2 separate regions of the Homo sapiens genome follow, and region 1 is linked to region 2. The links are chromatin loops, found by intact Hi-C in ENCODE. Cell type or tissue: GM12878. All regions are shown on one strand.

Region 1 (5,000 bases), 63 kb before region 2:
GGGGATACAGAGAAAAGCTATACCAAGTACAAAATTAGAAAGCCAGTTTTCAGGAGGAGAGAAAGAAAGTAGGTCCTCTGAAAATCACCTATCCCGATATTCAGGTCTCTGAAGCTGCCCTGGATTCTGAATAGTATTCTAGCTTCAATCTCTATGTAGCCCAATTCTTTAACTGTTTTTGTTTTTCTAGCAGCTCAACTCTATTATATTTTCTGCTGATGTCAGAAAGTACTTCTTACTACCCCTGTGTCGTTAAGAAAGTAAATTTGCTTATCTGTACATTAGATTGTTTAATTGAAAAATGTCAATAATATTGGTATATCAGTATACATTATCCTCTTGTCATGAGTACTGTCTGAATATAAAGCCACCCAATCAGGGACTGCGTTTTCCTTTCACCCTTACAGCCAGATGTGGCCACATGACTAGTTCTCATCAATGGCTTCTGAGCAAAAGTCATATATACAACTTCCTCAACAATTTCTTAAAATATAGTTATTTACTCTGAACTCTTGCCCATCCCTCTTCCCACAATCTGGAATGAAAACATGCACACAAGGACCATGTCCTAGAGTAGGGGCTGGCAAACTTGTTCTATAAAGGGCCAGATGGTAAGGTCTCTGTCAAAAGCTACTCAGTTCTGGTGTTGTAGTGCTAAAGTAGACATAGATAATATATAAATGAATGGGGCTGGTTGTGTTCCAATTCGACTTTATTTACAAAAGCAGGCAGCAGGCCAGATTTGATCTGCCAGCCATAATCTATCAATCTGTGGTCTAAATCAGGGGTCCTCAAGCCCCAGGCCGTGAACCAGTACCAGTCAGTGGCCTGTTAGGACCTAAGCCACACAGTAGGAGGTGAGTGGCGGGCAAGCGAGCGAAGCTTCATCTGCATTTACAGCTGCTTCCCATTGCTGGTATTACTGCCTGAACTCCGCCTCCTGTCAGATCAGGGGCGGGATTAGATTCTCATAGGAGTGCGAGCCCTATTGTGAACTGTGCATGCATGTGAGGGATCTAGGTTGTGGGCTCCTTAGGAGAATCTAATACCTGATGATGTGTTACTATCTCCATCACCCCCAGATGGGACCATGTAGTTGCAGGAAAACAAGCTCAGGGCTCCCACTGATTCTACATTATGGTGAGTTGTTCAATTATTTCATTACATATTATAATGAAATAATAATAGAAATAAAGTACATGATAAATGTAATGCACTTGAATCATGCCTACACCATCCCCCCACCAAGTCCACAGAAAAATTGTCTTCCACAAAACCAGTCCCTGGTAAAAAAGGTTGGGGACCGCTGGTCTAGATGATGGCAGAACAACAATGGAAGGTATCTGGAGCTTTGAACTACTGCATGGAGCACAACTTCCCTACCAGCCTATACCAGCTATAATGTAATGAGAGAGAGAAGAGAGCAAGGCAGGGAAGGGGATGAGGAGGGAGAGGGACTACAGAGTGAGAATAAGAGAGAGATTGTCATCTCACTTAAGTCATTCTATTTTGTAGTCTCTTATAGAAGTATAGCCCTCACCCTAACTAATATACCTCTCTTCCTGAGAGCTGGTTTTCAAGCTTTTTCCAGATCCCAATGGACAAATATACTTGTTCTACATTATCCATTACTAAAGGCACCTTGAATAAGCCATAGAAATCAAAATAATCTAATTAAAAACAGGTGTCTCAGAGAAAAGGCCTACCAGAAATCTTAGACAGATATCATGAAAGCCGGCATTAAATTTGTACTTGTTCCAATATCCTTGCTTTCCGAAGGCATTTTCCTGACCCTCCCAACCATTATGATTGAAATGATCGAAGAAATAAGGGAGTTGATAACTATTTTTCATGCCAATCGAGGTAACACTATGACAATATACTATGAACCGGAGGCAGGGTAGCCTGGTGACAAACTTTGAGTTTGAGTAAGAATGAGACTAAGAATAGTTCAACAGAGCCATTAAGGAGCTACAACTTACATCTCTGTACAGGAGGACATTTCTGTGGTAGCCAGCTTCTAAAATGGCTCTCAATGTTTCCTGCCTCCTGACAGTCACATCCTTATATAAACCTTTTCTCTTTTCTTTGGGTGTTGGGCTGTTGCCTTTGAGTACAGTTGGACCTAGTGACTTGTTTCTAAGGAGCAGTATATGACGAAACTGATGAGATGTCACTTCTTAGATTCATTTACAAAATACTGATTTCTGTCTTGCTGGAATTTTCTTTCTCCCTCACTTTCCCACTTCGATGAACCCAGCTGCCATGTTGTCAGCTGCCCTATGGAAAGGGCCCCATGGCAAATAATTGAGGCTAGCCTCTAGCCAACAGCCGTCAAGGAACTGGTGCCCACAGTCCAACAACCCACAAGAAACTGAATCCTGCCAACCATCATGCAAGTGAGCTTAGAATTGATCATTCCCCAGTTAAACTTTGAGATGACTATAGCCCTGGTCAATCCCTAGATTGCAACCAATGAGAAACACTGAAGCAGACGACTAAGTTAAACCATGACCAGGTGTCTGACTCATGGAAATCTGTGGAATAACAAATACATATTGTTTAAAACACTAATTTTGGGGGTAATTTCTTATGCAGCCACAGATAGCTAATATAATTTCTGTCTATTCATTGCAGCTGGTTTGGGTCATAGACATCTTTTTTATGTTCTCATGACAGCCCAGAGTTCAATCATCCTAGCTGTTAATCACACTCTACTGGAAACTGCCTGGTTAACCTGGCTGCATCTCACCCTAGACTATAAGCTCCAAAGAGCAGAAACTGTATGTATCTTGTCCACTGCTGCATTCCCAGCCCTAACATAGTGACACTGGACAATATTGGCTGAATGGATGAGTGGGTGGGTGGGTGGATGCCACAGAGGTAATTGAAACCATGTGTTTTGTGAAATGTTGCTTAGGAGGTCTTGTACAAAAATAGCAAAACTGCCTTCTTATTTTACTGTTTCCTTCCTCAAACTGCAATAAATCTCAGTTCAGTGAACCACTTGAAGTCACAAGTTCAGTTCAACAGACCATGAAGAATAAAAACTGTGAAACAGAACTGAAGGAGGCTTAAAGTCAAGAGCAGTGTGTTCTCCAGAAAGCACCTCTTTTGTCTTTCAAAGGGTGACATATACCAAAATCCTATTTGTCCTGAATTCAGGAAACATTCAGACCATTTTACACAGTTGCTTAGGCAAATTATCCCGGCTCATGCAAGGGCAGCTTACTTATATTGTATATGTTTTTACTAGGTTGAATTTTTAACAGGGCTGAAAATTGAATTCTGTCTTAAATGTGTTAGGGGAGCTCATTATTAAAAAGCAACATATCATGTGCTCTCTAATAAAATGAATAATTTAGTTACAAAGTCTATAAACTGAGATTGCCACACCTATAATTTTTACTGTTTTATAAATCCAGATATTCACATATCAAGTTTACTTAAAGCAGAGAAATCTGTGATTCCCCCAGGACAGGGAAGCTGAAAAATCAACTAGACGGTGTGCCAAATCTATCCTTTGACCCTCCCTGCTGCAACCACTGCAAAAGTCAGATTCACTTCAAAACCAGCTCTGCCCTTTGACAAATAAATAACAGGAGCTCTAGGAGGGCTAGCTTCTGGTACTGCTTGCCTACATACCTCACTTAGTCAGGAACTCTTATGTGATGAAGTTACTGCATAGAACTTCATTTCCTGTAGAATCCCATTTTATTTACCTCTGAACTCTAACCTCTCCAATACTGGCTGGTCAACTATTCAAATCCCTGTGTTTCCTACTATGTGAACTCCACCCCCAAACCCTGCCAAATTTCATACTTTCCCTGTCTTAGATGGATAATTGGGATGTAGTTTCTGCCTTTGGCTAACAGTATTTGTAAATATCTGTCCCGCAAACTAGTGCCAATGAAGTAATAGCTCAGTGTTTTTCAAACTTTAATATGCACACAAATAACTGTATGCACACTTGCATTCAGCAGGTGTGAGAAGTGTACTGAGAGCCTGCATTTCTAATAAGCTCCTAAGTGATGCCAATGCTGCTGATACTTTGAGTACTAAGGGTGCAGTAACAAAACAATACCTTACACACAGAACACCTGGGTTCCTGAACAAGTTAGTTCCATTAGCTGTTTAACCTTGTGTAATTTGCTTTACCCCTCTCTTTTAAAAACAGGTGATAGCTTCTTCACAGTCTTCCCAATTAAATGCATGGGCTTGAAATGTAGTTCTACTGTTAATTAGCCCTGTAACTCTGGGCAATTTACTTACACTCCCCACTCCTCAGTGGATAAAAGCAGTACCTACTTTGCTGGGCGCAGTGGCTCATGCCTGTAATCCCAGCACTTTGGGAGGCTGAGAAGGGCGGATCACTTGAGGTCAGGAGTTCGAGACCATGCTGGCCAACATGGTGAAACCCCGTCTCTACTAAAAATACAAAAATTAGCCGGGTGTGGTGGCGGGCGCCTGTAATCCCAGCTACTCAGGAGGCTGAAGCAGGAGAATCATTTGAACCCGGGAGACAGTGGTTGCAGTAATCTGAGATCAGGCCATTGTACTCCAGCTTGGGTGACAGAGTGAGACGCCATCTCAAAACGAAACAAAACGAAAACCGCAGTACCTACTTCACAGGGCTGTTGTGAGGATTAAATGAGTTAATACTGTACAGATAAGGTACTGAGAACAGTGCCTGAAACACAGTAATCCCTAATATTATATTATATCTGGATGCCTGTTCTTCAAATACCTCAGCTCAATATTAGTCCCGTATTCTGAAAAGTGGATTTCATCTGACCTGCTATATCTACCTGGCCCACCTGGCTACTACTCATGTTATGGTTCTGATGCTAGGCCACCCATTAGATTCATCACAAGTTCACTCATCCCAAAGTTTCTCACTTTTTCATCTCAAAGTCTTCCCTTAGTCATATGCACATTCATTTCATATAAACCATTAGCCATACATAAACATATTCCTGTTATGGTAGAAGATTCTAGCT
Region 2 (5,000 bases):
ACTGAAAGTCTTCCTCTGGGAACTGGAACAAGGATGCCCACTTTCACCACTCCTATTCAAGATGGTACTGGAAGTACTAGCCAGAACAGTCAGGTAAGAGAAAGAAATAAAAATGCATCCAAATTGGAACAGAGGAAGTCAAATAGTCCCTCTTTTCTGATGCCATGATCTAGAAAAAACTAAAGACTCTACCAAAAAACTATCAGATCTGATAAATAAATTCAGTAAAGTTGCAGAATACAAAATCAGTGTACAAAAATCAGCAATGTTTCTATACACCAATCATGATCCAGCCAAGAAAGAAACAAAAATGTTAGTTCCACTTACAATAGCTACAAAAAAAAAAAAAATCCCAAACTACCTAGGAACAAATTTAACCTATGAGGTGGAGGATTGCTACAAGGAAAACTATAAAACACTAATGAGATGGGTGGAGCCAAGATGGCCGAATAGGAAGAGCTCCAGTCTACAGCTCCCAGAGTGAGCGACGCAGAAGAGGGGAGATTTCTGCATTTCCAACTGAGGTACCGGGTTCATCTCACTAGGGAGTGTCAGAAAGTGGGTGCAGGACAGTGGGTGCAGCACACTGAGCATGAGCCAAAGCAGGGCGAGGCATCGCCTCACCTGGGAAGCACAAGGGGTCAGTGAATTCCCTTTCCTAGTCAAAGAAAGGGGTGACAGACGGTACCTGGAAAATCGGGTCACTACCACCCTAATACTGTGCTTTTCCAATGGTCTTAGCAAACGGCACACCAGGAGATTATATCCCATGCATGGCTTGGAGGGTCCTACGCCCACGAAGCCTCACTCACTGCTAGAACACCAGTCTGAAATCAAACTGCAAGGTGGCAGCAAGGCTGGGGGAGGGGTGCCCGCCATTGCCAAGGCTTGAGTAGGCAAACAAAGTGGCCAGGAAGCTTGAACTGGGTGGAGTCCACCGCAGCTCAAGGAGACCTGCCTGCATCTGTAGACTCCACCTCTGGGGGCAGGGCACTGCAAAACAAAATGCAGCAGAAACCTCTGCAGACTTAAATGTCCCTGTCTGGCAGCTTTGAAGAGAGTAGTGGTTCTCCCAGCACGCAGCTGGAGATCTAAGAATGGACAGACTGCCTCCTCAAGTGGGTCCCTGACCCCTGAGTAGCCTAACTGGGAGGCACCCTCCAGTAGGGGCAGACTGACACCTCACATGCCCGGGTACTCCTCTGAGACAAAACTTCCAGAGGAACGACCAGGCAGCAACATTTGCTGTTCACCAATATCCACTGTTCTGCAGCCTCCGCTGCTGATACCCAGGCAAACAGGGTCTGGAGTGGACCTCCAGAAAATTCCAACAGACTTGCAGCTGAGGGTCCTGACTGTTAGAAGGAAAACTAACAAACAGAAAGGATATCCACACCAAAACCCCATCTGTACATCACCATCATCAAAGACCAAAGGTAGATAAAAACACAAAGATGGGGAAAAAACAGAGCAGAAAAACTGGAAACTCTAAAAATCAGAGTGCCTCTCCTCCTCCAAAGGAATGCAGCTCCTCACCAGCAATGGAACAAAGCTGGACGGAGAATGACTTTGACGAGTTGAGAGAAGAAGGCTTCAGACGATCAAACTACTCCGAGCTAAAGGAGGAAGTTCGAACCCATGGCAAAGAAGTTAAAAACCTTGAAAAAAACTTAGATGAACAGCTAACTAGAATAACCAATGCAGAGAAGTCCTTAAAGGAGCTGATGGAGCTGAAAACCACGGAACGAGAACTACATGACAAATGCACAAGCCTCAGTAGCCGATGCGATCAACTGGAAGAAAGGGTATCAGTGATGGAAGATCAAATGAATGAAATGAAGTGACAAGAGAAGTTTAGAGAAAAAAGAATAAAAAGAAACAAACAAAGCCTCCAAGAAACATGGGACTATGTGAAAAGATTAAATCTACGTCTGATTGGCGTACCTGAAAGTGACAGGGAGAATGGAACCAAGTTGGAAAACACTCTGCAGGATATTATCCAGGAGAACTTCCCCAATCTAGCAAGGCAGGCCAACGTTCAGATTCAGGAAATACAGAGAACGCCACAAAGATACTCCTCGAGAAGAGCAACTCCAAGACACAAAATTGTCAGATTCACCAAAGTTGAAATGAAGGAAAAAAGGTTAAGGGCAGCCAGAGAGAAAGGTCGGGTTGCCCACAAAGGGAAGCCCATCAGACTAACAGTGGATCTCTCAGCAGAAACTCTATAAGCCAGAAGAGAGTGGGGGCCAATATTCAACATTCTTAAAGAAAAGAATTTTCAACCCAGAATTTCATATCCAGCCAAATTAAGCTTCATAAGTGAAGGAGAAATAAAATCCTTTACAGACAAGCAAATGCTGAGAGATTTTGTCACCACCAGGCCTGCCCTAAAAGAGCTCCTGAAGAAAGCACTAAACATGGAAAGGAACAGTCAGTACCAGCCACTGCAAAAACATGCCAAATTGTAAAGACCATCAAGGCTAGGAAGGAACTGCATCAACTAACAAGCAAAATAACCAGCTAACATCATAATGACAGGATCAAATTCACAAATAATAATATTAACCTTAAATGTAAATGGGCTGAATGCTCCAATTAAAAGACACAGACTGGCAAATTGGATAGAGTCAAGACCCATCAGTGGGCTGTATTTAGGAAATCCATCTCATGTGCAGAGACACACATAGGCTCAAAATAAAGGGATGGAGGAATATCTACCAAGCAAATGGAAAACAAAAAAAGGCAGGGGTTGCAATCCCAGGCTCTGATAAAACAAACTTTAAACCAACAAAGATCAAAAGAGACAAAGAAGGCCATTCCATAATGGTAAAGGGATCAATTCAACAAGAAGAGCTAACTATCCTAAATATATATGCACCCAGCACAGGAGCACCCAGATTCATAAAACAAGTCCTTAGAGACCTACAAAGAGACATAGATTCCCACACAATAATAATGGGAGACTTTAATACCCCACTGTCAACATTAGACAGATCAAAGAGACAGAAAGTTAACAAGGATATCCAGGAATTGAACTCAGCTCTGCACCAAGTGGACCTAATAGACATCTACAGAACTCTCCACCCCAAATCAACAGAATATACATTCTTTTCAGCACCACACCGCACTTATTCCAAAATGGACCACACAGTTGGAAGTAAACCACTCCTCAGCAAATGTAAAAGAACAGAAATTATAACAAACTGTCTCTCAGACCACAGTGCAATCAAACTAGAACTCAGGATTAAGAAACTCACTCAAAACTGCTCAACTACATGGAAACTGAACAACCTGCTCCTGAATGACTACTGGCTACATAACGAAATGAAGGCAGTAATAAAGATGTTCTTTGAAACCAACGAGAACAAAGACACAACATACCAGAATCTCTGGGACACATTCAAAGCAGTGTGTAGAGGGAAATTTATAGCACTAAATGCCCAAAAGAGAAAGCAGGAAAGACCCAAAATTGACACCCTAACATCACAATTAAAAGAACTAGAAAAGCAAGAGCAAACACATTCAAAAGCTAGCAGAAGGCAAGAAATAACTAAGACCAGAGCAGAACTGAAGGAAATAGAGACACAAAAAAACCCTTCAAAAAAATCAATGAATCCAGGGGCTGGTTTTTTGAAACTATCAACACAATTGATAGACCGCTAGCAAGACTAATAAAGAAGAAAAGAGAGAAGAATCAAATAGACGCAATAAAAAATGATAAAGGGGATATCACCACCGATCCCACAGAAATACAAGCTACCATCAGAGAATACTATAAACACCTCTATGCAAATAAACTAGAAAATCTAGAAGAAATAGATAAATTCCTTGACACATATACCCTCCCAAGACTAAACCAGGAAGAAGCTGAATCTCTGAACAGACAAATAACAGGCTCTGAAATTGAGGCAATAATTAACAGCTTACCAACCAAAAAAAGTCCAGGACCTGATGGATTCACAGCTGAATTCTACCAGAGGGACAAGGAGGAGCTGGTACCATTCCTTCTGAAACTATTCCAATCAATAGAAAAAGAGGGAATCCTCCCTAACTCATTTTATGAGGCCAGTATCATCCTGATACCAAAGCCTGGCAGAGAGACAACAAAAAAAGAGAATTTTAGACCAATATCCCTGATGAACATCGATGCAAAAATCCTCAATAAAATACTGGCAAACCGAATCCAGCAGCATATCAAAAAGCTTATCCACCATGATCAAGTGGACTTCATCCCTGGGATGCAAGGCTGGTTCAACATATGCAAAACAATAAACATAATCCAGCATATAAACAGAACCAAAGACAAAAACCATACGATTATCTCACTAGATGCAGAAAAGGCCTTTGACAAAATTCAACAACCCTTCATGCTAAAAACTCTCAATAAATTAGGTATTGATGGGACGTATCTCAAAATAATAAGAACTATCTATGACAAACCCACAGCCAATATCATACCGAATGGGCAAAAACTGGAAGCATTCCCTTTGAAAACGGGCACAAGACAGGGATGCCCTCTCTCAACACTCCTATTCAACATAGTGTTGGAAGTTCTGGCCAGGGCAATCAGGCAGGAGAAGGAAATAAAGGGTATTCAAATAGGAAAAGAGGAAGTCAAATTCCCTGTTTGCAGATGACATGATTGTATATCTAGAAAACCCCATCGTCTCAGCCCAAAATCTCCTTAAGCTGATAGGCAACTTCAGCAAAGTCTCAGGATACAAAATCAATGTGCAAAAATCACAAGCATTCTTATACACCAATAACAGACAAACAGAGAGCCAAATCATGAGTGAACTCCCATTCACAATTGCTTCAAAGAGAATAAAATACCTAGGAATCCAACTTACAAGGGATGTGAAGGACCTCTTCAAGGAGAACTACAAACCACTGCTCAAGGAAATAAAAGAGGATACAAATAAATGGAAGAACATTCCATGCTCATGGGTAGGAAGAATCAATATCGTGAAAATGGCCACACTGTCCAAGGTAATTTA

Evidence for each region. A loop is a pair of places that touch in the nucleus more often than their neighbours do. Peaks named below come from ENCODE experiments on the same cell type or tissue, not always from the same donor. Only the 100,000 strongest peaks of a DNase experiment are listed, where the experiment ranks them.
Region 1: it touches region 2 in a loop (4-fold over the local background); 1 of 110 quality-filtered maps calls a loop at or near these places.

Annotation. Positions count from the first base shown.
Region 1 is chrX:104,695,418-104,700,417 of GRCh38, reverse strand. The region is part of intron 2 of IL1RAPL2 (interleukin 1 receptor accessory protein like 2); the gene reads right to left. Among named protein-coding and RNA genes, the nearest start is that of IL1RAPL2, 130 kb to the right of the region's middle. In GM12878, no CTCF peak of the experiment used is centred here; a DNase peak (open chromatin) is centred at 3,122.
Region 2 is chrX:104,632,418-104,637,417 of GRCh38, reverse strand. All of the region lies in intron 1 of IL1RAPL2 (interleukin 1 receptor accessory protein like 2), which reads right to left. Among named protein-coding and RNA genes, the nearest start is that of IL1RAPL2, 69 kb to the right of the region's middle. In GM12878, no CTCF peak of the experiment used is centred here; no DNase peak of the experiment used is centred here.